3 separate regions of the Mus musculus genome follow, and all the other regions are linked to region 2. A link is a loop called in an ENCODE intact Hi-C map of the cell type or tissue named here. Cell type or tissue: left cerebral cortex. All regions are shown on one strand. Region 1 overlaps Gm14664 (predicted gene 14664). Region 2 holds the start of Sox3 (SRY (sex determining region Y)-box 3). Region 3 holds the start of Gm715 (predicted gene 715).

Region 1 (8,000 bases), 150 kb after region 2:
TGGCTCCCAGGCAGCTAGGACAAGGGTATTAAAGGTCACACTCACAAGGCCACACCTACTCCAACAAGGCCATGCCTCCCAACTGTGCCACTCCCTGGGCCAAGCATATACAATCAATCACAGGCATACAGATTCATTTATAAAATAACTCAATGAAGGTTTATTCTAGCACCTTTCCCAGCAATGACTCTAAACTTTTTATTTCCCTCCTATAAAAAGGAATGAGATGTTAGCACACATCTTTATGCACTCTGGAGGCAGAGGCAGGAGGACCTTGGTGAGTTCAAGGCCAGCATGGTCTATACAATGAGTTCTAGCACAGTCAGAGCTATAAAGTGAGACCCTGTCTCAAATAAATCAAAAGTAGCTGGAATATAGTGTGGCTTTATGTGACTTAATTTCAACCCTCTATACGTTTTTATACCTGTTCAACTTGTATGTTCAGGCAAATATACTAGCAAAAATCTAAGAAGTTTTAACCCTTTAATCTTATGGGAATGGATAATAAATCTTTCAGGCTTTGAATAAACAGAATTTCTAGCCAAAAAGTCCATTAATCATATTGGTATTCGGGTTTTTTTTTTCTTGCCAGCCTGCAACTTTGCTTGGATTTGCAACCTTTTTTTATAGTGCTATATAGCTCTGGCTAGCCTGGAACTTTCTATGTCAACCAGGATAGCCTAAAATTCACAGAGACCTACCTGCATCTACCTCTTGAGTGATGGGATTAAAGGTGTGTGCCACCATGTTGGGCTAATGAATAGTCTATAAAGGCAAATATAGTGTGGAGACTTAGAACTTTAATCGTGTCTGCTTTTAAAATGCTCACTCAGATCTCGTCATTGTATTTAAGTGGAGAGTTGAGGTAACTGTAAGAGAGGGGAAATGTCCTATTGTGTGTTTCAATTATTGGGTTTACAGGCTTGCCTAATTCTTTCCTTGCAAGTCAGTTTTCCAAGATTTTCTGGTTGAAGGCCCAATTTTTTGTGTAATAGCTGAAGCAATCCTCTATGCTCTGAATTCAGCATCTTCCTCAGCGTCCTTTCAATTGTTTGCATGTGTGAAGAAATAACACCGAAGCTCATATTAGCTGGCTACATTTTAGGTAAAATTGTGCTTTAATGACATTTCAGCAATGTATACGAGGAATGCCTTAGCATGTACATGAAAAATAGACAATAGAAAAAAGCGTGAAGCACTTGGGAAGCTGAAGCCGAAGGATGAAGGATTGAACTCCCTAAGATGTCTGTTGGGAGTCTTGAACGTCTATTCCCTACCTTAACAGGAGGAAAGATATTTTGAACTAAAAATACCTGACTTTGGCATATATTCATCTAATCCTTGAGCTGCCTGCCCTCGGATGCTGCTTCGTTCCTCCAATTTCCAAGGACGGTTTAAAGATTTGGAAATCCATAAGGATTAACAAATGCATTCCTTCCTGTCCATTTCTTATGTCCGGTTACCTAAACTGTGCAGTGAATGCTACAGGAAGGGATCGCCACAGAGAAACAAATGTTAAAGTTAATATAGTGCTAAGTCTATATGACAGGTAACAGCTAGCTACTTAATAGATCAGCAGCAGGTTTTGGAGGACGGCTCTCAGTGCACATTAGCCCAGCAGTCAATTTCCTGTTGGCATTTTATTATGAGATTTTCTGAGGGGACAACGGCTAAAAAGATTCCAGTACTCCAAACAGGTGTCTTCTGCTATTGTGGCCTGCAATTATTTCTTTTGAAAATGGACTGCACTTCTTCAATGTGAAGATGACAGTACTCCAGAAATGTATTGATTGAGAGTATTAAAAATAAGGTCCTCAATTTTTGCATAGAATAGCAGGTGAGTGGCTGAGTACTCATCATGAATGGGGCCTGTGCTTGTTGAGTAGAATAGCGTTTTGTTACCTGGACCTCTTTAATTATTGTATCTCTGTTGCGGTTATTAAGTACAAAATCATTATCTTATTCTTTTGCTTGTCTTTTTAAATTTGGTCCCTTGCAAGGTGGTCTTTTAGTAGGACACCAAAACTACAGAGTGATGGGGGCAAGATGCCTGACTCCTTTAGGAGAATCTAGACAGGCACAGGGTTCTTCCCCCTGCCCCCCACCACCCCGCTTCTCTTTGAGTTGCACTTTGGTCAAATAGCAGGGGATTTCAAGTTCTGCTGTACCATCCATATTGGGGATTTAGGTGAATCCACTTCAGCACCTTAGCTAGTCATTCCAGAGATCACTAGGTTGTACCTGCATAGGGTCAGATCTTTGAGAAATGAAGGGGTAGTTACAGCTCCTCTTCTACCCACAAGGAGCTCATCAACAGGAAAACTAAACACATCCCTTCCCATCCCTGCATAAGAGGCATGCACTTTGCTGAGAGAAGAGGGTTGGGGGATGCAGAGTTGTTTGGGGACTTAGCTAAGGCTGAGGAAGATGTGGAGAAGCACTTCTGGGTTATGGAAGGACTCTCAGATATTTCATTTTGGAGACATAGGACAGTGGAGAGCTTGGAATTTGTGATCTTTGGGCTAGTACCCAACTCCCTGCTGTGTTAGTCATTGCACCTACCAATTGCACAGGGCTGTAGTAAACATCTCATCCAGCAAGAATATGCAGAGTGCTTCCTAAAACTACAGAGTATTAGGCTAGTATGATATATGTGTTTGAGAGTTTTGGTCAGAAAATGCAGATTTAAATTACCAACCAAATGAAGGAATAAAAGCCCACGCAAGTGTAGTTCAGGGGCTTTTTCTGTCAGGCCTTACATGACTGGCTTTCTTAGATTTTTTTTCCTGTTGCTGCTTTTCTGTGCCATCATCCTGGAGGGTGACATGCTCCCTCAGCTTCAGTTGAAGTTCTCTTTTAAAGAGACCACTGTTGCTCTTCCCTGACTCTGTTAGGTTCTTGTACACAATATCTCTTTCTGAGCCCTAAAGTTTGACTGAGGAGCCTGTCAGTTTACCTGGCTTTCTTTAGTCTGCCCCTGAGGGATGCTTTGGGGATGATGGGCAAGCAAGGGTACAGGCCTGTTCTCTTTCCCTCCCTCCTAGGTCAAGTCGCTCACCATAAGGAAGAATGGAGAGAAGGGATATTTTAAGATTTGTTTTCTAGTGCTGCGAATGATCTCAGGTGGGAAAATGCTTGCCTTACATGCAAGAATTCCTGGCTTCAATCTCTGCACTTCATGAATAGTCCCAGAACCACAGAAGTCCATAAAGTAAGTGTTGTCGTACAGGCCTGTCATTTCAGCATTGAGAAGGTGAAGGCAAGAGGATCGATAGTTTAGGGCCATTCTTCCCTATGAGTTCAAGGCCAGCCTGTGCTGTGTAAGACATTTTCTCTAACAAAAAAAGACAAAAAAGAAAGAAAGAATAGATCGATTCCAAAGTTTTGAATGTGGGTTCTTTACCAGATTTAGTCTGAAAGGCTAATCCTAAAAATTTTGGTTATTGTTTTTAGTGTATCAAGTAAATGACTGTGGAAATAGGGTTAGGGTGGAGGGAGGGACACTGAATACAAATTGATTAAATGATGGACAATGTGGTCATTTTACCTCAAGCTCTGGGGCTTTTGTTAGAGAGCAAGCAGTGATTTGTCCTGGTATTTGAATACCAGCTTTCAGAAGGATCCTAAGTCCTCAAGGAAAGCGAGTCATGGTCTAAACAAAACCTGGGACATGCTACTGAATAGCAATAAAGGCTATAGCTCTTAAGTATAAACACACAGAAACGCATCCAGAGGAATAGCTGCTTTATTCTCGGTCATTTTTACATACTATGAAGATTCTGAGTGGCATTATTTGGCAGGCAGTATTATTTAGAGGCAGGTGTTAGACATGCAATTATCATAAAGACTCTATGTGGAGGATGACCACATGATACAAATTTATCTTTATTCTAATATAGTTCCCAGATTTTTTTTTCCTGACAAATTACACTACACTTTATGGAAATGTAACATTTTGTATGAATGGGAAAGATAGGCCTGGTTGCATGCTAATGAGGGAGACAAAGTAGCCTCTTATTTGCAACTGGCCCAGACCTTTCCATTAGCAAATTAAAATCTGTTCAAATTTATTTACTAATATATTAGGAGAAGCTTCAGGCTAACCCCTTGACCTGTATTATATAGCAAACAACTGTAGCAGTGAAAATAATTAACAGCATGGAATGTACCTCCTGTTTATTTCTTCTTCATGCCCAGGGGTCAGCCGTATAGTGGGTTTGCCATCTGCATTTGGTTCCAAGGGTATATTTACTTAAAAATTATCAATTATAGTTTTAAATAGCTGCCCTTAATTGCAGTCTTCTTAGTCAAGTGTGATACATATCGTATATGTGCTTTGTGTTTGTTTGTGTATTATATCACCTGTTTCTGATCAACTCTGAGCGAAGCGTATTCATTTCAAAATAATGTCTCTGGAAGCCTGTTGTGGTGTTTGTGTTTATTGCACCATCCCCAAAGCCATGGCTTTGTTTCTGCTCATTTAGTAATACTGGCTGATTAGGGTTCATTCTTTCTATCCAGGAGAGCCCATCTTTCAATTATTATGTAGAGCCTTGAGAGGAAGGATGGGGCTGCAAAAGGGTCTGAAATCGGCAACATGAAAGTCAAAGCCCGGCCTTTCTCTCCTCGGGAGAAAAAGTAGAATGGGCTTTGCTGACCTCTGCTGTCTGCTTTTTAGGAAATAGTGGTTTTACTGGATGCACGGTTGTTTAGAAGAATTCTTGAATGTCCTCGTCATATTCTGCCAAAGCTAACTATGTGTTTTTGAGGCAGCGTCACGTGTAACTCCGGAGAGAGAGAACTCCTATCTGAGGATGACTTTCACTGCTGATGCTGACTTCATTTCTCAATTGCTAGGATTATCTTTGGGTGTACAACATCCTACTACGTTTTATATAACGCTGGGGGATAGCATACAGAGCCTCATTCTTGCTGGGCAAGCATTCTATCACCTGAGTAGTGTCCCCAGTTTTGACCATAATTTTTGAGCAACAGAAGTGATGACATTCCAATTATGATAGCAAGTGCACACAGGCAGTACCAAGAGGATATGGTCTGTGCCAGTCTCATCCAAGATCTCAGGAGCCAAATCTTTCACAGGTAAAATTTTAAACCAGTGTCAGGAATTTCACACTATTCTTTTGGTATAATGGAAAAATCTTTTGTTACAAAAATTCCAAAAATCCTGGACATTTATATTAATATTTGTATTGGGATCATTTTATGCTGAGAAAGACATTGCAGTAACAATGAGGCGTCAAGATAAATGTAGAAATGAAATCTTAAATTGTATGAGCAGAATCGGGGAAAGAGCAGTTGGGTGAATGGGAAACTAACCTGAGAGACCTACAGAACCACAGCACCCACCCTTGTGCTCCTCAGAAGCAATTGTAAGTCAAGACAACAAAATGTCATGACCAGTCTTGAGTGAATTCTCTCATCTTGGTGACTCTGCAGTCCTATGTGACAAAGCATTAGGCTAAGAAACTTTGATCTTGATATATATATATATCATCCAGGAGGCAGAGATAGGTGGATCCCTGAGTTCAAGGCCAGCCACATCTACAGCATGTATTTCAGGACATCCAGGACTACACAGAGAAAACCTGTCTCAGAAAATAACAAAGAAAGAAAAGAAATTTTGACCTTAGCTACTTGAACATAGTCCTATCACCCACTAAGGACTGGCGGAGCTCATTTTCCTGTGTGTGTGTGTGTGTGTGTTTTTTTTTTTTTTTGCTTAATCCAGCCTGGACCTTGCTCTTTGCATGTGTAAAGTGGAGACAACAGTTTTTCCGTTGTGTCATGGGTATGTTATAATGATCCCACCAAAGCCATTGGCTATACAACAGGGTCAATATATCCAGAACTGCAGATTAAAAGCTTCCAAGAAATCATTTAGCCTTTTAATGAGCCTAAAGTCAGAGGTCCCAAGGTGCCAAACACATGTACCAGCATCCTCAGCCTTTCCCTACCTGCCTTTCAACCTCTGCCTTACAAACCTCTAGCCAATGTCTTTTTTGTGTTTCTTTTTTTCCTTCTCCTGTGATCATGCATTTACCTCCCCTGAGACAGTGTAGACAGGGTCTCAGATGCCTCAGCCTCTAATGATGGCTCAGTTAATACCTGGGTCCTGTATATAATGCATGATTTGGAAAAAAGTGAATTGTTTTCAAGTTTTATGTTTTGAATTGTTTTCCAGTTTTATGTTTTCTTAGTCGAATAATTTTTTAAACAGTTACTGTGACTCTACTATACTATTCTTTCAACATAATATTTTTGTTGGTTACTTGGGAATTTCACATAATGCACCCTGATCACACTCACTTCCTAATACTCTCGGGTCCACTCTCCTCCAACCCTTATGACCTCCTCCGAAAAAAGGAGGAGATGGAGAAATCATACGAAGTCCAGTTTGTGTTGCCCATACACCACTGGAGCATGGTAAAACTTCAAGTGACCTGCTGCTCAAGGAAAACTTAGCTTTTCCCCACCCCCACCCACACATATTGGGAAAAGAGATACACTTCAGCATCCTTATCACAACTTTTAAGAGTTCTTTTCAGGGCCTTACTGCCAAGGCTATTTCATTTAGGGGGTGGGTTAGTGTAGTGGGGAGAGTTTGTCACAGAAGCCTTCTATGTCTCTCATTCTCCACTGTGAGTCTGTAATTGTTGATACCTCTGCGAAAGTCACTTCCTTGTCCTTTATGGTCAGTGGGAGCATGGACCATGGACATCCACAAGGCTTCTTGTTTCAGCACATACCATGGACTCTGGTGGCAGTACAGACTACGGACATCAGCACAGCCATCTGCTGTGCATGGGCGTCAGACACTATCAATAGCCTTCTGCGGCCAGCACAGGGCACACACATCAACCTGGTCTCTGGACAACATAGGCTATTTACACCATATGACACCATATGATCTTCTTTAGAAAACGGAAACTAAAGTATATAGAGGGCACATAGAAGAAAAGCATTTTTCATAATTATCATAGAATTTTTGCATTAAAAAATACCATTCAATGCCTAGGAATATGACTTAGCCATTAAAGTGCTTGCTGGACACGCATGTGCATCTTGAGTGTGGATCCCTGGGCCACATGGTAAAAGCCAGTCATAGTGGTTGCGCTGCTGCGGCTTCACTGTATCTTCCCTGTTCCAATGACTGCAATAAAAATGTTTTGATACTTTTATAGGGCATGCATGTTGCTATCTTAATATTAATATCTTAATATTTTTCTAAAGACTAATCTTACCCATCTACTTGCGCCAGTGAATGATTAGATTGATATTTTCCAGTGTTAGGAAGAAAATTAGATTAGATTAAGATAAAGCTCTAGAAAACGAACTCTTCCAAAGCATGGTCCAGCCTTACCATGGTTTGTATCCTTCAGTATATTAATACAGTTACATTCAAGTAAGTCCTTTTATGTTTCTTTCTAGAGATTATTATTCTGAAATCCTTATGTTTTATTAACATATGTTGATTTTGTATATTAATGTTTGGGTCTGGAGTAATCTCCAAAGGCCTGTGTGTTAAAAGCTTGGTGCACAGCTTCCAGCTATTGGGAGGGTATGGAATCTATAAAAGCTTGAGCCTGGTAGGAGGTCTTTTGGTTACTGGAGGAATGCCTTTGAAGGAGGGAGTGGGACCTGGCCCTTGAACTTTTTCTGCTTTCAGATCTTGGCCACAAAGTAAGTGCCTGCTCCACCACATGCTGCTCCATGATGTCCTGCTTCATCACAGTTGCAAAAGACATCAAGGCCAATTGGCCATCAACTGAAACCTTCAAACAGTACACATTCACTGTCTCTGGCATTTATATAGTAAGGGAAGGCTGATTAACACAATGGGGTACCATGTGATATTTCTGTCATTGTTATTGGTATTGTTAAAGAGTTTGACTAGTTCTTGAATGATAGGTCAACTTTGGATTTAAGGAACAAATATGACACAAGTGAAGACTTACTGAAGAAAATAAAAAATGTAGTGC
Region 2 (8,000 bases):
AAATATGTAAAATAAAAGTAGTTAAGCTCAGAAAGGTAGAGAGAAACTGATCACACAAAACTTTGCAATAGTTAGGATTTTCCCCCTAAAATCTCTGTCCTGGAAACTAGCAGAAACTTATTTGCAAAGGGAAATAGCATAATGGAATTTATGCGCATATGCTAGGGAGCTAGTTTGGGACAGAGGCAGCAGAATGAAAGCACAGAGAACAGGTGGGAGCTCAGGCAGAGATGGAGGGAGGGATGAAGATGGTGGCGGCTGACAGGAAGAAAATGCTGCTCACCTAGTCCCCTCTTCCTCCAATCACTATCCCATCCCCAGACTTGCTCTTTGCTTCTCCCAAGAAAACAGCACGAGCTGCTGGACCACCTGTGACCATAGATCTTGGGGGACCCTGGTGGCCCCTGCTCCTTGCAATCCAAGACTGTTAGGCATGACTCCAAAGGAGGTCCTTTTCTCCAGTGAGTGAGTCTGAAGAATGATGAGCCAGTCACTAATCTGCCTCTGTTCCTGCTTTCTGAGGAGCGGACCTGGCAGGGGGTTGCTCTGGTGAGCTCCTCCTGCCTCTATTAACTGCAGCATCAGCCCTAGAGAAAAGCTAGGGGATTATTCCTCCTGGGGCTCCCCGTCCCCCTCCTATCCCCCAAAACAGCTGAAGGAAAGGTTTGAACTTTCTTTTACAAGAGACGCATTTCAGTGTTCATAATGGGGAAGGCATATATTTTAAACCTGCCTTTTTTCCTGATAACAGAAATATAATCATATTAGAGAAAATTAAAGAGTATAAAGAAGACTTGCCAGTATTCAGACTACTGCCCTTTTTGCATGTTTCCTGTCATATATACTTATTTTTAAATAGTCAAGGTCATACTTGCTAAATAAGAGTTCTGACATATTGTTCTCTTGCTATTCGGATGGTTTAGTGTGTTATTTAAATTACTCCATAAATGTTTGTGATAATTACACAGCAGCCATTTTTTAAAAAAAAAAATCATACTTACTCTTTCCTGGTTCCTGGACATGTGAGGCGGTTATAACTAGTATTAAGAACAGCTATGACAGACAAGGTTGCTTAGCATTCTTTGCCTGCACTTTGAATACCCAGCATCACCCATGTGGACGTCTAGGAGGGGAATTAATAAGGAAAATGATGTAGTGTCAGGACAGGAAAGCAAATCTCTAGCAGGATAATTCCCACTAAAAATAGCTGTGGTCCTGGCAGGGAAACTAAAAGACGTTGGTCTTTTGTGTCGGTAAGGATCTGTTTTCCTCGTACATGCCATGGCCCAAGCAGAGCCTACTATCTCCAGAATTACCTCTTTTCTCCACAGGTCTTGGTGGATTTTGGCTGCAGAGGCAACTGGGGCTAAGCTTTCCTTGGCTTCTGTCTTCCTTTTGTGGCAGGCAGAGCAAAATGAATCCTTCCCAGGGACCTGAGAATCTGGTTCTCCACTAGGCTGTATTTGGAACTAGCTAGGCAACCTTGAACACTGTCATTTCCCCTTTTGGTGACAAAACCTGCCAGAGAAGGCCGAAGGGATTGGAGTCTGGGCACGTGTTGATTTTGTTGCTGTTTTGAATTAAGCCTTATCAGAAACGCAACTCTATAAAAACAGATTAAGGAGCAGTCCCTGGTAGACAGAGCAGTGTAGAGGAGGACAGATTCTGGTGTGAGCGCTCCGGGTTAGAGAACGGAAACTTCATCCCACTTCAGTCTGGTTCTCTTCCCTATTGCTGAAGTTTAAAAACATTATCTTTCATCTGTATTTCAATCCTCCAAATGTACTGATTGATGAAATCTTCTCTTAAAGGCAATTTGGAAATCAGACAAAGTGGAGCACAAAGCCATGGATATTTAGAGAGAGAGAGTGCAGTATGTGCGACATGCTGAAAGGGTGACCCTGGCACTTCTAAGAAGGCAGCAGCACAATGAGCTCTTCCAAAGAAGCAGTGTCAGAGTTTATTCCCCCTCTTCCACCGCCCCCTCAGTGGGGGGCATTGCTTGTTTGTACCCCACCCTTTCCTGGAGTCATTTCAGAGCAAAATCTAGAATAACCTTAGGCAGATGTTTTATTTAAGGCCAAAGACCGAAAAATTGGAATATGGTGGTAGGTATGACAAGCTTCCTACTGGGACTTTGGCGGGGGGGGGGGGGCGGATGGGGGCAGAGTCTCGCCTACCAGGCAGCCTGCCGCTTTGCTCCAATCACTGCAGTAAAGGATGGAAGCTCCCATCGGTCAAGAGGGGCTTGAGGTCTATAGCTTTAGGATGAGGAGAGGAGGGAAGAGGCCCAGTCTGAACACAGCAGGCCCAGGAAGAGCCCTGCGAAGAGGGCGATGGGACTGCATCTGTAAATCAACCCTGGCCCCCTCCCACCTCATGCTGGACAGTGGGGGATGGGTGTGTGTCGGGAGTGGGGATGGCTGTGCAAACTTCTTCCCAGGGAGACCCGACCTTTCTTGGAGAGGCGGGGTGGCTTTAGTCTCCGGGATCTGCAGTGATGTGTAAAAAGCGGGCACGACCCCCGAAGCCTCAGAAACCCCCGCCCCTCCCCCTGGGGCCCGCCCAGACCCGCAGGTGAATGGCTGGTCCACACAAAGGAAGCTGGCTGGAAACGTGGAATTCGGACCAATTTACAGAGGACTGTCGCCTATGGTCCCAACAGACCTCAAGCAAAGAAACCTGTGGTCAGGAGTGGATGAGGATAAAAACAGTGCACCAGGCCAAGCTTATTGGAAAAGCCGAGTTTAGTTATTCTGGGATAGCGAGGTAACAGGATTAAAGGGATTAAGGAAATCACCTCAAACAGCTGAGGAGGGGGTTAAAAACACGGGTTCTATTTGTTTCCTTCCTAGGCTCCAAACAGCTACGCTGGGGCTCCATACGACTCGAAGGACCCTTAGGGGTGGTACCATGGAATGGTCAGTGGTTATGGGATGGAGTAAAGTAGGAAAAGGGAAGTAAAAACCAAGCTCTAGGCTCGACATGAGAGGGAGCCTCTTTCTAGAAAACAAGTAAGTAAACTGCTTTGACAAGTTCAAAGCAAGCCTTGGGAGGAGTTGTACAACTCTGACCCATCTACCATCTAACTTTTAAAATCCAATCTTTCGGTGTTGAGCGCTCACTCTCCCGCGTTAGCTACCGCGGTGGAAATACTCATTTCCTTAAGGGGGACGTCTGTAACCATTTATTTTAAAGACGATCATTGAGATTTCCGAAGGGCTTTCGTTTTGTAAATATTTCAACTCAGCGAGTATCTTCCCGCCCCAGTGCACAGAGGTAAAAGTGCTCAGCTTTTGGTAAGTCTTCCGCAGCCGCAGGTGTCTGCCTCCCGCTCTGCATCGCTGCGGAAGCAGACACTCGATCCCGGGCACTCACCACCGCAATCAACAAGTGCAAGACTGCGCGTGGGGTGTGCGGCTCAGGTAGCGTGGGCTGCCTCTGGGTAGGTGCTCCCAGAAGACAGAGGTTTTCTCCACTTGAGACTAGTTCCCACTTGAGAGTATTGGGGGCGGTTGTAGCTTGGATCTCCAATAGCTTAAAGGAAATCATTTTACATCATGCTCCCCCCCCCGCCCCCGCCCAGGTCTGCAAACTCAGTTATAAAACTAAGACTATCCCCATTCCCAACCCGCACTTCAAATTTCGGACCCGCAAAATTATCAGGACTCCAGCATATTGGTTATAAAATTTATTGATCTCTCACTTAGCAATTAAGAACAAAACTTTGAAAAAACCTGGAACAAAATAACCCCTTCCCCACCACCCGAACGAAATGCGTACACGAAATAGCAAATAGATCACTGCAGAAATCACAAACTCAACAGCCTAAACGCGCACTGGACAGAGCTGTCCCGCGGCCAGGGGCGGCAAGGCGGGAAACACACGCACACCTGGCTATAAATTAACATTGGCTTTAGCTGTCGCGCCAATTGGCGCGGCCAGCACCCCCCCCCCAAAAAAAAGCCAGAGGAAAACAGAAGCAATACGACTGGGGGTGGAGGCATTGCAGTTCTTGGGGGCGGGCAACCTCACTCAGTTCTCGATTAATAGCAAACTAACAAGACATTTTCAACTGCAACAGAAGAACCTAGGAATCCGGGAAGAGGAAGGGGCCGCGGTTTCTCCGCAAACACCACAGCGATTCCCAGCCAGAGGGGGAGGGAGGGGCAGTGGTCAGAAGCCAGCGGCTCTAGCAAGTCCCATTTCCGCTGCTCGGGACTTCTCGCTTTTGTACAAAACCCCGACAGTTACGGCCAAACTTTCGGTCCTCCTCATCTTCGGTACAAGGCAACGGTCCCAGGCGAGCAAAGCTAAACAGCAAGGCGTCCCAACGTGGGGGGTGTGGGGCGGGGTGGGGGCGAAGAGCTGGGAGCGCGGGCCGGAGCTCAGATGTGGGTCAGCGGCACCGTTCCATTGACCGCAGTCCCGGCGCCCTGGTAGTGCTGGTGCACGCCGTGCAGCCGGCCGCCTGGGAGCGGAGAAGCGGCGTCGGCCGCGTCCCCGCCAGGTGGCAGGTACATGCTGATCATGTCGCGCAGGTCGCCGAGGCACGCGCGCTGCGAGTGCGAAGCGATGGCGGGCGGCGGAGAGCTGGGCTCCGACTTCACCACGGAGCCCATGGGGCCCAGGCTCATGGCGGCGGCGGCGGCGGCCGCGGCGGCAGCGGTGGCGGGCTGCTGCCCGTAGGCGGCGGCGGCGGCGGCCGCGGCGGAGGGCGCCATGCCCCCGTAGCCCGAGGCGGCGGCAGCGGCGGCGGCGGCGTTCATGTAGCTCTGGGCGCCGGGTGGCATCATGGGGCTGTACTGCAGGCCGGCCATGTCGTAGCGGTGCATCTGAGGCAGCGCGGGTGGCGGCGGCGGGCTGCTCATGCTCGGGGGCTGCGCGTAGCCCAGCTGCTCCTGCACGAGCGAGTAGGCGCCGTTGGCCCAGCCGTTCACGTGCGTGTACGTGTCCAGGCGCTGGCCCACGCCCACCGGGCTGCTGGCGGCGGCGGCTGCGGCGGCAGCGGCGGCGGCTGCGGCGGCGCCCGGGGGCAGGAGGCCGCCGGGCAGCGAGTACTTGTCCTTCTTGAGCAGCGTCTTGGTCTTGCGGCGGGGCCGGTACTTGTAGTCCGGGTACTCCTTCATGTGCACCGCACGCAGTCGCTTGGCCTCGTCGATGAACGGCCGCTTCTCCGCATCGGTCAGCAGTTTCCAGTCGGCGCCCAAGCGCTTGCTGATCTCGGAGTTGTGCATCTTGGGGTTCTCCAGGGCCATCTTGCGCCGCTGCCCGCGGGACCACACCATGAACGCGTTCATGGGTCGCTTGACGCGGTCCTGGTCGCTGCCCCCGCCGCCACCACCACCACCGCCGCCGTTCGCGCCCCCGCTGCCCCCGTTGCCTGCGTTCGCTCCGCCGGCTGGGTTCGCGCCACTCTTGCCTGCAGCGCCGGGAGCTGCGGGGACGCCGGTGCCCGCGGCTGGGGTGGGCGGCCCCACGGGGTTCTTGAGTTCAGTCTCCAGCAGGCTGTACATCGCCGGGGCGGGAAGGAGGTGCGCCAGCGTGGCGGGAGGAGACGGCGCTCCGGGGGCTGGAGCGGCCACCGTGAAAAGGCCGGGGGACTCCGTCGGAGTGGTGCTCAGGGGCCGGCGGGCCGGCAGCTCAGGCGGGAAGGGCAGGCTAGCCGAAGGGCTCCGCGCAAAGTCGGCGGGAACTCGCGGGCTTCTCTCACCTGATGCGTTCTCTCGAGCTGGTCGCATTCGCAGCTTGCCCGGGAAGCCTGCCCGGTCCCTTATATACCTGCTCAGATCCGGGAGGGTTGGGGCTCGGTCCGCCCCCTCACCACCCGTGGGCCTCGTGATTGACAGGCTCGCCGTGATGAGTCCTGGCCAATCAACACCGAGCCCCCTGTGGCCCAGCTTGGAAAAAAAAGTTCGGGGAGCCCTTTCGTTCACCCTCCAGACCCCTCTTGGGTCGAGTGACGTGATGAGAGCTTTTTCAGGAGGCGGGAGTCCACGAGACCCGCTCTGAGACCACCAATTAGGGTCTCAAAAAGTTTGAAAGAGCGAGAAACCCGAGGAGGTGAGGGAGGAGGGGGGAAGAGGGCGCGCGAGCAAGCGAGACTGGGGGGAGGAGGGGCAGAGGAGCGCCCGCGGGGTTCGGAAACAACTTTGCAGACTCGACTAGGCTGACCAGCGCCCCATCCCATGGCCCACCTGGAAAGCTCCCCGCCCGCCGTCTGCACGGAGGACCTCCAAACCCTGCTGTTGCCAGCGCTAAGGACACTGGGGACCTCTAGCAGTCCAGGCATGCTTGGGACGTTGAGTGTATAACGGAGGTGCGCTACGCTGAGCCACTGAGAAGCCTTCCTTGGAATTGATGGTAGCCGGTTGCCTGAACCCTCCACCCCGAGGGCCACTGCGTGCAGGACCGAGAGAGGGGCGGGGGCCGGGGAGCGGGACTGCTAGCGCACCTGGCTGTGAGGCTCCATGGGGGGTTTGCCAGTGCGAGTGGGGAGTGGCCTCGGCCTGTGCCCGGGGGAGGCGCTCGAACGTAGCTCCTGGGGAGCGGGTTTAGGATGCAAAGGGCGAACGAGCCTTCACTTTTTCGCTCTGGGCCCCTGCTTAGAGGCCCCTTTTTGTCTCTGCTGTCTGGCCATTTCGGGTTTTCCAGTCCGATGCTCCTGAGGGGGAGGGTCGGGCCCCTTGGAAAATCCGTTTTCATGGCAACACGGAGCCTCTCGCAGTAAAAGAAAAGTTTGGGGGGGGGTGGCCGGAGCTGAGCCTAGGCCTTGCTCCGGGTGCACCGCCCCTCCTCCGACCGCGCACCTGCTACGACCGCTGCGAGCGGCTCTCGGCACGCAGCCGCGCTCCCCCCCCCCCCCAAGCGGGCTGTGCTAACAGACTCTGCTTCTCCTTTCTTGTTTTACAGCCTTTCTGACCGAAGGCTGGAGAAGCAGAGTGGGACCTTCAGGCACTTTGTTGGGTTATCTGCCAAGGACTACCATCTAGAGAAACCTCCGCTGCCCGGAGAGGGAACCCGGACATTCTCCGCTGCCAGCTCAAGCAAGTGGCATGGCGTTTGAAAACTCTTGAAGCCCTCGGAGGCTGCTGGAGGGAATAGGAAGCCATCTGGGCAGATGTGGCAGAAACCGAAATAAGGTGTCCGCGCAGTACTGGATTCCCGCTTCCTCCTTTAGCTTGGTGGAAAGGTGGGAAACCTAAAGAAAAGCACATGCCCTAAGTGTGTGTGTGTGTGTGTGTGTGTGTGTGTGAGAGAGAGAGAGAGAGAGAGAGAGAGAGAGAGAGAGAGAGAGAGAGAGAGAGAGAGAGAATTCCAGGCGTCTAGCTTTTCAGCGATAATACTAAATGAGGTGATTTGGGATGCCTGTACTCCCGGCTTCTGTCTCTTTCTCTCATGCACTAATTAAAAAGTAAGCCGCCAACGTTTGCAGGGCGCAGACCAGTTCTGTCCATTTGTGGCCACAGGGTCCGTTGGCACCCGAATCTTGCTTTCTAGCCGGCATCAGTTCCAGAAAGTTTGTGGTCCTGGTTCCTTCCTTTTAAGTTTGTGTTCTACCTGGTCTGAGCCGTTTCCTGCCAAGGATATCAGTAAATTAGGTGGGTGTAGGGGGTTTAAAGTCTCTGGAGACTGTGTGGGGATCTATGTTAGTAAGTGTGCACGCACACGCACGGCTGAGCTGGAAAACATGTTTCAGAACAGGGAATGTTTCAGCAGGCCCCACCTGCACTCGTTTTCTTGGTAAATTGGCTGACAGACTCAAGATTTTCTCAGGCACACCCATGGTCCCCTAAAAAAACCAATGTGCGCTGGCCCTTGCCCTCCCAGCACCCTCTTCACGCCCTCTCTCGTCGCCCCCCCCCCCTCCACCAGGCCCCTGAGGCTGTTGCTAAGTGAAGAGCCGTTTAGGAAACTACCCAACCGACTCGCAGCCTGGCGTCCAGTAGCCTGACAGATGTCAGGATTCTTTCCAAGTTTTAGGACCCAAGTAAGCCGTT
Region 3 (8,000 bases), 340 kb before region 2:
GCTGTGGGAGGCAGCCATGGGTGCCATAATAGGCACCTGCGGCTAGCACAATGGGCTGTGGGTGCTTGTGGGAGAGACAGATTGATGTATTGTGCATGGGGGAGGAGGGCTGTCACTTGAATCCATGTGAACCCAGGCTTTAGGGGCAAGGGAGATTGACAGCTTTTGTAGGTTGCATTTCTTTTTCAAAGCTTGGCTTTAATAGACAGTAAGTTTGGGGCCCCAGGCTTTCACTCCCATAATTCTAACAGGGCAATCACGAGCATTCAGCATTTCTTTTTACCCCCCTTGTTCCGCATTAAATGATTTCAGTAAAGGAATGTGCAGCATTAATTAGAATTTGTTAGCAGATACCAAGGGGAAAAGTTTCTTCACAACAACTATAGGAGGTGTCATTTGTACAAAGACTTTTTTGTTTTCTTTCCCCATTACATTATCACTGCAATATGTAAGGTAGTGATTCTTTTCATTTAAATTAAGTGGAAAGCTACTAAATCTTGTTTTATTCTCCAAAAAGAATAAGGTCCTTAACACTTATCTTTTAACTTCTTTCATTTCCTAAGGTTGGTGTTTACTTTTGCTTTCAGTCCAACCCATTTACTGGTCTGTGAGGTTGTGTATCCAGTTTTGTGTACCATTGAGCTCTTACAATTGCAGGCAGCCCACTGTACTGATATAGAAAGATTGTTTCCAGGGAAAAATGGCCACAAATAATATTGGAAAACATTGATATACCAGTCCCTTTTTAGTAATGGTACATCAAGAAGTGCCAAAAATTAGAGTCATTTAGGTTCATATCCTAGTGTTTTCAAAAGCCATTTTAACCTTACCCATAACATCAAAGTTATGGAAGGATGGGGCAGTGGCCAAAGAATGTTTTTTTTTTTCCTATAGAAAACTCATTCCGAAACTACGTAAAAAATTTTAAGCATCATCCTCACACTCGCATAGCACCATTTTCTTACAGTTAGTAAAAAGGATCTCTCTACTTTGTGTCTATGTTTTATTCTTTGACATCTATCTAGTATGAAATCTAATGTCAGATAGACATGTCCTATAAGCATGTTCTTCAGTGTTTGGAAAACTGATGAAACGTTATTAACATTTTTGATGTGATTCTTCTAGCATCTCTCCTGTATAAAATCATTTCCCACCAATGGGAAGAGTTGAAGGCTAATTGAATTAGATTTTTTCATTTAATTCTTTTACTTAAATGTGTCAGGACAGCAGTGAAAAATATTAAGTCTATCCTGAATTCTCAGAGAGAAAATATTCCCAGAGTTGTCTAACTCTGTCTATAACAATTTGGTGCAATGGCTTTAAAAGTAGTGGGGTGATAATAATTAGGGTGTGTGACAGAAATTTCAGTGTTGGATTCAACATTTTACTGTGCAGGGCATGAAAATTGCCAAGTGGGGGCTAGTCAGCTCTAAGTACTAATTAACTAATTAATCAGGTGCTGAAACCAAGTGAATGGAGGATACCAGCCAGACAACTCAAGCCCAAGCAGAGGGTTGCACTCTTTAAAAGACACTGCACTCTTTCTTCTTGGTTTTTAACCCAATCAGGAATGAGAGAGAGGCGGGGGAGGGGCTAGGTGGGGGTGGGTGGGTTATGGTACAAGCTTTTCACTTAGGAAAAAGTAAGATAAAAACATGTGCCTCTGATAATGCTGTAAGGCGCCCTGAGTAGGTCTGTGGCTGACTTTCCAGTCAAGAAGTGTTTTTGGTTTGGTGGGAGCTGGAGGTATAGAGAATTCTGTCTTCCTGGGGTTTATGTCTATAATACATACATATATATCATATACATCATATACATCTACATCTACATGTATACATGTAGGAGAATGAGAAACATGTCTCTTGGGGAGCTGATCTTAGGTCTTTTGCCTCATCCTTCGTTTATGTAAATGAGAAGCGTCCAATTACACATATGGAAAAAAGGTTTAATGAATCGTGAAAAGCCTGGTTTGTAGAGAAAGGGCACAGTCTCTTCTCCTTATTTCCCTCCTCCTCCTCCTCCTCCTCCTCCTCCTCCTCCTCCTCCTCTACCTCCTGTTCATCCACCTCCCTTACTTCTCCCTCTTGACCTTCAGATTTCATTTAGAAACATGTATTTCTTTTCAGGATGATGATGCTCATCATTTTTTTCACATTCTAATTTTAATACTTAAGAATTATCAAACACTTTCCTAGAAGATTGAAATTTATATTTGTAAGGTTTTCTGGATACTTAAAATATTCTACACTAGAAACTACAAAATTCTGATTTTCCTCCCCTAAATTTGAAAAAAAAAAAGATTACATGTCTGTTCCTCCCCCCTTTGATGTTATTCTTGGCTCAACTTTAATTTCATGTTTTGTTTGTTCTGGAATTGCTTGCAGTGAAAATGGGTTGCAACATTAGAAAGGAACTAATACTGAGTCCAAAGAAAAGACAGTCCCCCATAACTTGCAGCTTAGTTTGGTATTGCATTTTAACTAGCTGGAATTTTAGGGTGTTGGAAATTAGGCAATTCTTATTTTACTTTCTTTTCAAAAAGAGTCCGAATTTTCTGCTGCAGTAGAAAGTTCTTTTTTAGTTTTCAGTTATTTTCTTTCTCCTTTTCTTAATGTTGGTGTCCTGAGTAGTTGGAAGTGGATCACACAGAACCCCTTACCATCCCAAGTTTTAAAATGATACAAACCTTTACAGTAAGACTAAGGAGATCAGTGCTATGTCTGGCCATCCCTCTCAGAATCTGAGAAGTATGCAACTAGTTCCAAAGAAGTATTGTGAGAGAACAGCAGGGCGCTTCGCAATCATGACCTTCAAGTCTTTCTCAGAGACCTTCAAGTCTTCCTCAGAGACAAGGTTCCTCACTGGGCATCTGGGGAAACTGAGGCCTAAGAGGACGAGAAAGGAGCAGTTACCTTTTCTCCCTCGACAAAATACTGACCGAATTATGCCACGTGTTTCTTCTAAGTGTAGAAGCCAAAGGGTCCATATCGCCTGTCTAGTTCACTAAAGGGACGGGTCTTCCACTCTACCCCTCAGCCTCCCTAATCAGCACCCCAGATGTGAAAAACAACAGAAAGTTGCTCCCCTAATCCTCAGTGACAACACGGGGCTGTAAAATTTCACCAGCTCATTTGGAAGAAGCTGACAAGTCCACCCAAAAAATATTGTGTGCAAAGGGGCCCCCCGCGCCGGTCGAGCGCGGCGTGGAGGGAGCTCTGCAGCGGGCCACCTCCGAGCCCTCAGTGCGGCAGGCGCGGCGCTAGCGAGTGCCGGGGCGGATTGGCCGGCTCTGGCCTGGCCCGCGGAGGCGGGGAGGCCGCTGTGCCGCGAGCCAGCGAGCGGCCGGCGGGGAACAGCGCGAGCCCGGAAGCGGGAGCGCAGGGGCGCCGGCGGCGCTGGAGTTCTGGCCGGCGGGCCGCGGAGGCTGCAGCCGGGGGCCGGGCCGGGTCGGGCCGGCGGGGCGGGGCGGGGCGGGACCAGAGCTCCGGGCGGCGCTCGCTCGCTTGCTCGCTCGCTCGCCCGAGCGGTCGGAGTCTCGGCTCCCGCGCCCGCCCGCCCGCCGAGGGGCGCCCGTGAAGGTGGCGGCGGACGCGGAAGGCGGAGGGCGGCCCCGAGCCTGAGGTGAGCTGCGGTGGAGGCAGAGGAGGACGCGGAGGCTGAGGCTGAGGCGGAGGCGGAGGCTGAGGCGGAGGTGAAGGAGCCGCAGCGGGCACAGTCGGCGGCCGAGACCCCAGGGGAGGGGGGCGCGCGGCCAGGAGGAGGAGGAGGAGGAGGAGAGGCGGCAGCGGCGGCGGCGGCGGCGGCGGCGGCGGCAGCGGCGGCGAGGGATGGAGGACCAGCCGAAGGACCGTGAGGCCGAGGTCGCCGGGCCCTGGTTTTCTAAGTGGGAGCGCCAGTGCCTTGCAGAGGCGGAGCAGGCGGAGCAGCTGTCCCCGGAGCTGCAGGAGGAGGCGGCTGCCGATGCGGCGGGGCTCAAGATCGAGCGCCAGAGGCTCTGGCACCTCTTCCAGATCTCAGCCACGGCAGTGGCCCAGCTCTACAAAGATTCCGGGTGCCAGCAGCCAGGACTCTCTATGTGGGACCCCTTCCAGAACGCGGCCATGGCCGTGACCAGCCTCTACAAAGAGAGCGGGGATGCCTACCAGAGAAGTTTTGAACTGGGCGTCCAGGTTGGCTACCAGCGTCGTGTGAGAGACGTGCTGGAGTGGGTGAAGAAGGGTAGGAGCATCATTCGTCGGGAAGACCTCATAAGCTTCCTCTGTGGCAAAGTTCCCCCCACACCCCAGCCTCCACGCACCCCCCGGATGTCCCCCAGGCCACCGGCGGCTGCCTCCACTCAAGCTGCTGCCACTGAGTCCGGCACACCTGTGGGCGTCGACCTACAGCCCTTCCACGAGGCCATTGCTCTCCATGGCCTCAGTGGTGCCATGGCAAGCATCAGCATGCGATCTGGCCCTCCAGGTTCCTCATCTCAAGATGGAGGTATTGCCAGCAGTGGGCGATGGAAAAGTAGCTTCCTCGAAAATGATCCTAACTCCTTGAGCTCAGAAGAACTGACTCTCCTCCTGGACAGTGGGGGAGTCCGCAAGCGCACCTCTGCCCAGTTTGGTGATGGCTCTGCAGACTCTCCATTGCACAAGCGTAACCGAATGGTCTAAACTGCCTCTTTTCTTTGGTTGCCCACCATCCACCAACTTACTGCTTGACAGTCAACTTGACCATCAACTTGCTTGTTGAAACCATACCAGAGACTGCTGATCTTCCTTCTCTAAGTTAAAGATTTCTATCAAGTTTACCATAAAAAAAATTTAAAAGTATTCCAGAAGAGGCCTCCTATGACTCTGACTTTCCAAAAATATAACTCTATTACAGAACATCAAATATCACATAGTTAGCAATATCATTTAGACTTTAAAGCAAAACACATCCAGTGAGGGTGGGAGCCTGGTTTATCTTGTTCAAGTTGTTATTTCTTTGCACCTAGTACAGTTGTTGGTGCTCAATAAATGTTTGTTGAATGAATAAATGTGACCTTATTTTAAATTCTTAAAGGGGAAATGCATAGATATTTGTTTGTTTTTGGAAAAAAATTTTATTCTTCTTGTTTGTTTGCTTGCTTTGATAGTCTTTGCCAATTCATATCCATTGTACCAAAATGTAAGATTAGACATCTGGGTTTACCCCACTATACCATGCATCCAATTTCTGGGAAGAAACCATGGAGTTAATATATTTTAGGTTGTTACTCGCTTTGGAAAAGTTGCTTTGGATGGTGGTGATTCGAATAGATGCCATAGTGATTGGGCTAGTAATAAGTGATGGGCCGAGTCCGCTCACCTTAAGACAAGGAGTGCAAATAAGATGGTGGCCTTGGTAGCCTTCTGCTGAGGAATGTAAAAGGTTTCCCGACCGTTACATACCAGAGGACTCAGTTTTAGAGTAGCAGACAAATTAGAATGAGCTGGGCTTTCTTTAAGGGAACACCATGGCATAACCATGGTATTGTTCTACTGAAAGGACCAATAGAACCCTAGCTCCACAAGGTAGCTGGACGATTTTGAACAAGTCTGTTAATACCCACCAGCCCCAGTTTTTCTTAAGTAAATAGAACTGTGTGTCTGCTAGGGTCATTTCAAATAGCAGATGAAGTCCCAATTTCTAGTGTTCACAGCAGTGCTGAGCTCACTGAGTGTTTTCCCTCTATAAATACAAGTTGGTCAGATATTGAAGTCCATACTTATTTTAGCAAAGGCAACAAAATAAGCGTAGGAATCAGCAAATAAAACCCTGGTATTGTACTTGAGCTGAAGATTACTGTTATGTAGTTTAAACTTCCATAAATATCACAGTCTGTGTATTAATTGTAAATATGTCACACTCATGACTTAGGACCATCACTCTGAATAAGTACTACAGCATCCTTAGAGTTCCTGAAATTGCCTGAGGACCACACTTTGCAACCAGGGGCTAGTACCCTGAAAGAATATGGGGAAGGGGCAAGTGCAGAGAGACTATGGAAGTAAAGGTCCTAGGGTATCTAAAAGGCTAGTGTGGTTTTGAATGAGAGGGGGTGATGATGCAGTACAACGGGTATGGTGGAGGTGGTGGAAGGGAAAATATGGAAGGAGTAGGACATGAAAAAACCCCACATCTCCTCCAGAGTCTTCCAAAGACTGTGAATAAAACATTACAGGTTTAGTAAAGGCACCTTGCCTCTAAGTTCACATCAGATTTGTTCCCACTTCATTAATATGACTTTGGATAAAATTTATAGTTGACCGATATGTTAAAAGAATACTAGACTATGAACTGAATTCCTTGATAGAAAAAAGAAGCAAAGAAACAACTTGGTATTGCATTGTGTAAACACTGAGGGACTGTCTTAGATCCTGAGAAGAGATATAAACCGTAAAAATAATCCTTATCCTCAAAGAGTTGATGCTGCCTTGGATGATAAAATATGTAGCCAAGCAGGGACTTCTAGCTTGGGAAGAGCACAGGAGAAAGCTGTGTAGAGCTCAAAAGAGGTTCTTTCTGGTATAACCACAGCTTCTGGGAAAAGGTGGATTTAAACTGGGTCCAGAAAAGTGAGTAGTAGGCAAACCTTCTTTGGAAGAAGATTATTGAGTACCATTTGAGTATATTGGGTAGGAGAGGTGGGGCCAAAGTTTAGGGGGTCTCAAATGACTATTCATAGATTCTATCTGGAGCCAAGCAGTACCATCCAAGTACCACTATCCAAGTAGTACTTTGGGAAGTTTGGCTTTGGCAGGTGTCCTGCTGTCCAGAAGCAAGCCACCAGAGTGGAGGCAGCTCAGCATCTTACAAGATGTTCTTGTCTGGGGCTATTGACCTTTCCTTAACCCAGACTGGGGCGATGGACTCTCTGATAAGAATTTCTTTAGGAAGCCTTTGTTCATACAACTCTTCCAAACCACACAAGATAGAAAGCACATCAAGTAAGATTCTGTGATGCTTCTTCAAGCCTAAAAGGCATTCTGCAGTTCCAGCTGCATCTCTTTCTAAAGATATATAAATGGACTCCCCCTTGATTTTTTTCTCTCTCTTTGTTTCTACTGCTAGAGGATACTCTTCTGGTGGAATCGGTGAGGCATTCTGGGCACAGATTTAACTAAGAAACAACTGTAATTTTAATAGGTATATGGGTGTGTGGGTTGGAATACCGTATGCCAAAAGCAATACCAAGAGCAGGTATTTTGTTTGTCTTGTTTCTTTTGGTAATCCTGAATGAGCAGTACAGTGTCTGATTCATATGGCCACACAACGCATAAATTTTACGGGAGCAGATGACTAGAGCCGTCAGCTCAATCCAGGTATGACCAAGGACCTTACCTCAGAAAGGTGCTTGATGTCCATGCACTTATTCTCACATGATTACCCATTTTGTGCCTTTACCTTCATTTGCAGTGATGAGAGTAAGCTTTTTGTCCTATGACCAACTCCGGGGGGGGGGAAGGGGGGAGGAGAGGGGAGAGGAGAAGAGAGGGAGGGAGGGAGGTAGGTAGGAAGGAAGGAAGGAAGGAAGGAAGGAAGGAAGGAAGGAAGGAAGGGAGGAAGGGAGGGAGGGAGGGGGAGAGCAAGATTATTTATTTGGAATTTGGCCATTTCAAAGCCACTCTCCAGCTGACTTACAAATGTCAATGAGAGGGTCCGCTAAAACTACCTCTTTTCAGGAAGGGATCTGTAAGTATGAAACATGAAGTCTGATCCCAAGATATGTGATTGATTAAAGGAGCTCATATTTTTTTCTTTTTTATTGGATATTTTCTTTATTTACATTTCAGATGTTTTCCCCTTTCCAAGTCTCCCCTTCGGAAACTGCCGATCCCATCCCCCTGCCTCTGTGAGGGTGCTTCCCCACCCACACACCCACTTCTGCCTTTCTGCCTACACTGAGGCATCGAAACCCTCAGGCCCAAGGGCCGTTCCTCCCACTGATTGATATCCAACAAGGCCATCCTCTGCCACATATGCAGCCT

What was found. Peaks named below come from ENCODE experiments on the same cell type or tissue, not always from the same donor. Only the 100,000 strongest peaks of a DNase experiment are listed, where the experiment ranks them.
Region 1: a loop joins it to region 2, with 8 times the contacts of the local background. A loop is called at or near these places in 3 of 42 quality-filtered maps.
Region 3: a loop joins it to region 2, with 2.7 times the contacts of the local background. A loop is called at or near these places in 2 of 42 quality-filtered maps.

The regions. Positions count from the first base shown.
Region 1 is chrX:61,038,698-61,046,697 of GRCm38, forward strand. It overlaps Gm14664 (predicted gene 14664), which reads left to right. Exons shown (of 3, transcript NR_155291.1): 2 at 3,045-3,211. Among named protein-coding and RNA genes, the nearest start is that of Gm14664, 31 kb to the left of the region's middle. In left cerebral cortex, no CTCF peak of the experiment used is centred here; a DNase peak (open chromatin) is centred at 4,649.
Region 2 is chrX:60,887,690-60,895,689 of GRCm38, forward strand. It overlaps Sox3 (SRY (sex determining region Y)-box 3), which reads right to left and starts at 5,741. Exons shown (of 1, transcript NM_009237.2): 1 at 3,677-5,741. The coding sequence starts at 5,741. The coding sequence ends at 4,389. It overlaps Gm38438 (predicted gene, 38438), which reads left to right and starts at 5,964. Exons shown (of 3, transcript NR_155290.1): 1 at 5,964-6,063; 2 at 6,913-7,192. In left cerebral cortex, no CTCF peak of the experiment used is centred here; DNase peaks (open chromatin) are centred at 3,433, 4,241, 4,514, 4,974 and 2 more places; H3K4me3 peaks cover 1,138 bases.
Region 3 is chrX:60,544,192-60,552,191 of GRCm38, forward strand. It overlaps Gm715 (predicted gene 715), which reads left to right and starts at 3,817. Exons shown (of 1, transcript NM_001271548.1): 1 at 3,817-5,026. The coding sequence starts at 3,828. The coding sequence ends at 4,658. In left cerebral cortex, no CTCF peak of the experiment used is centred here; DNase peaks (open chromatin) are centred at 3,262 and 3,960; H3K4me3 peaks cover 1,290 bases; H3K27ac peaks cover 564 bases.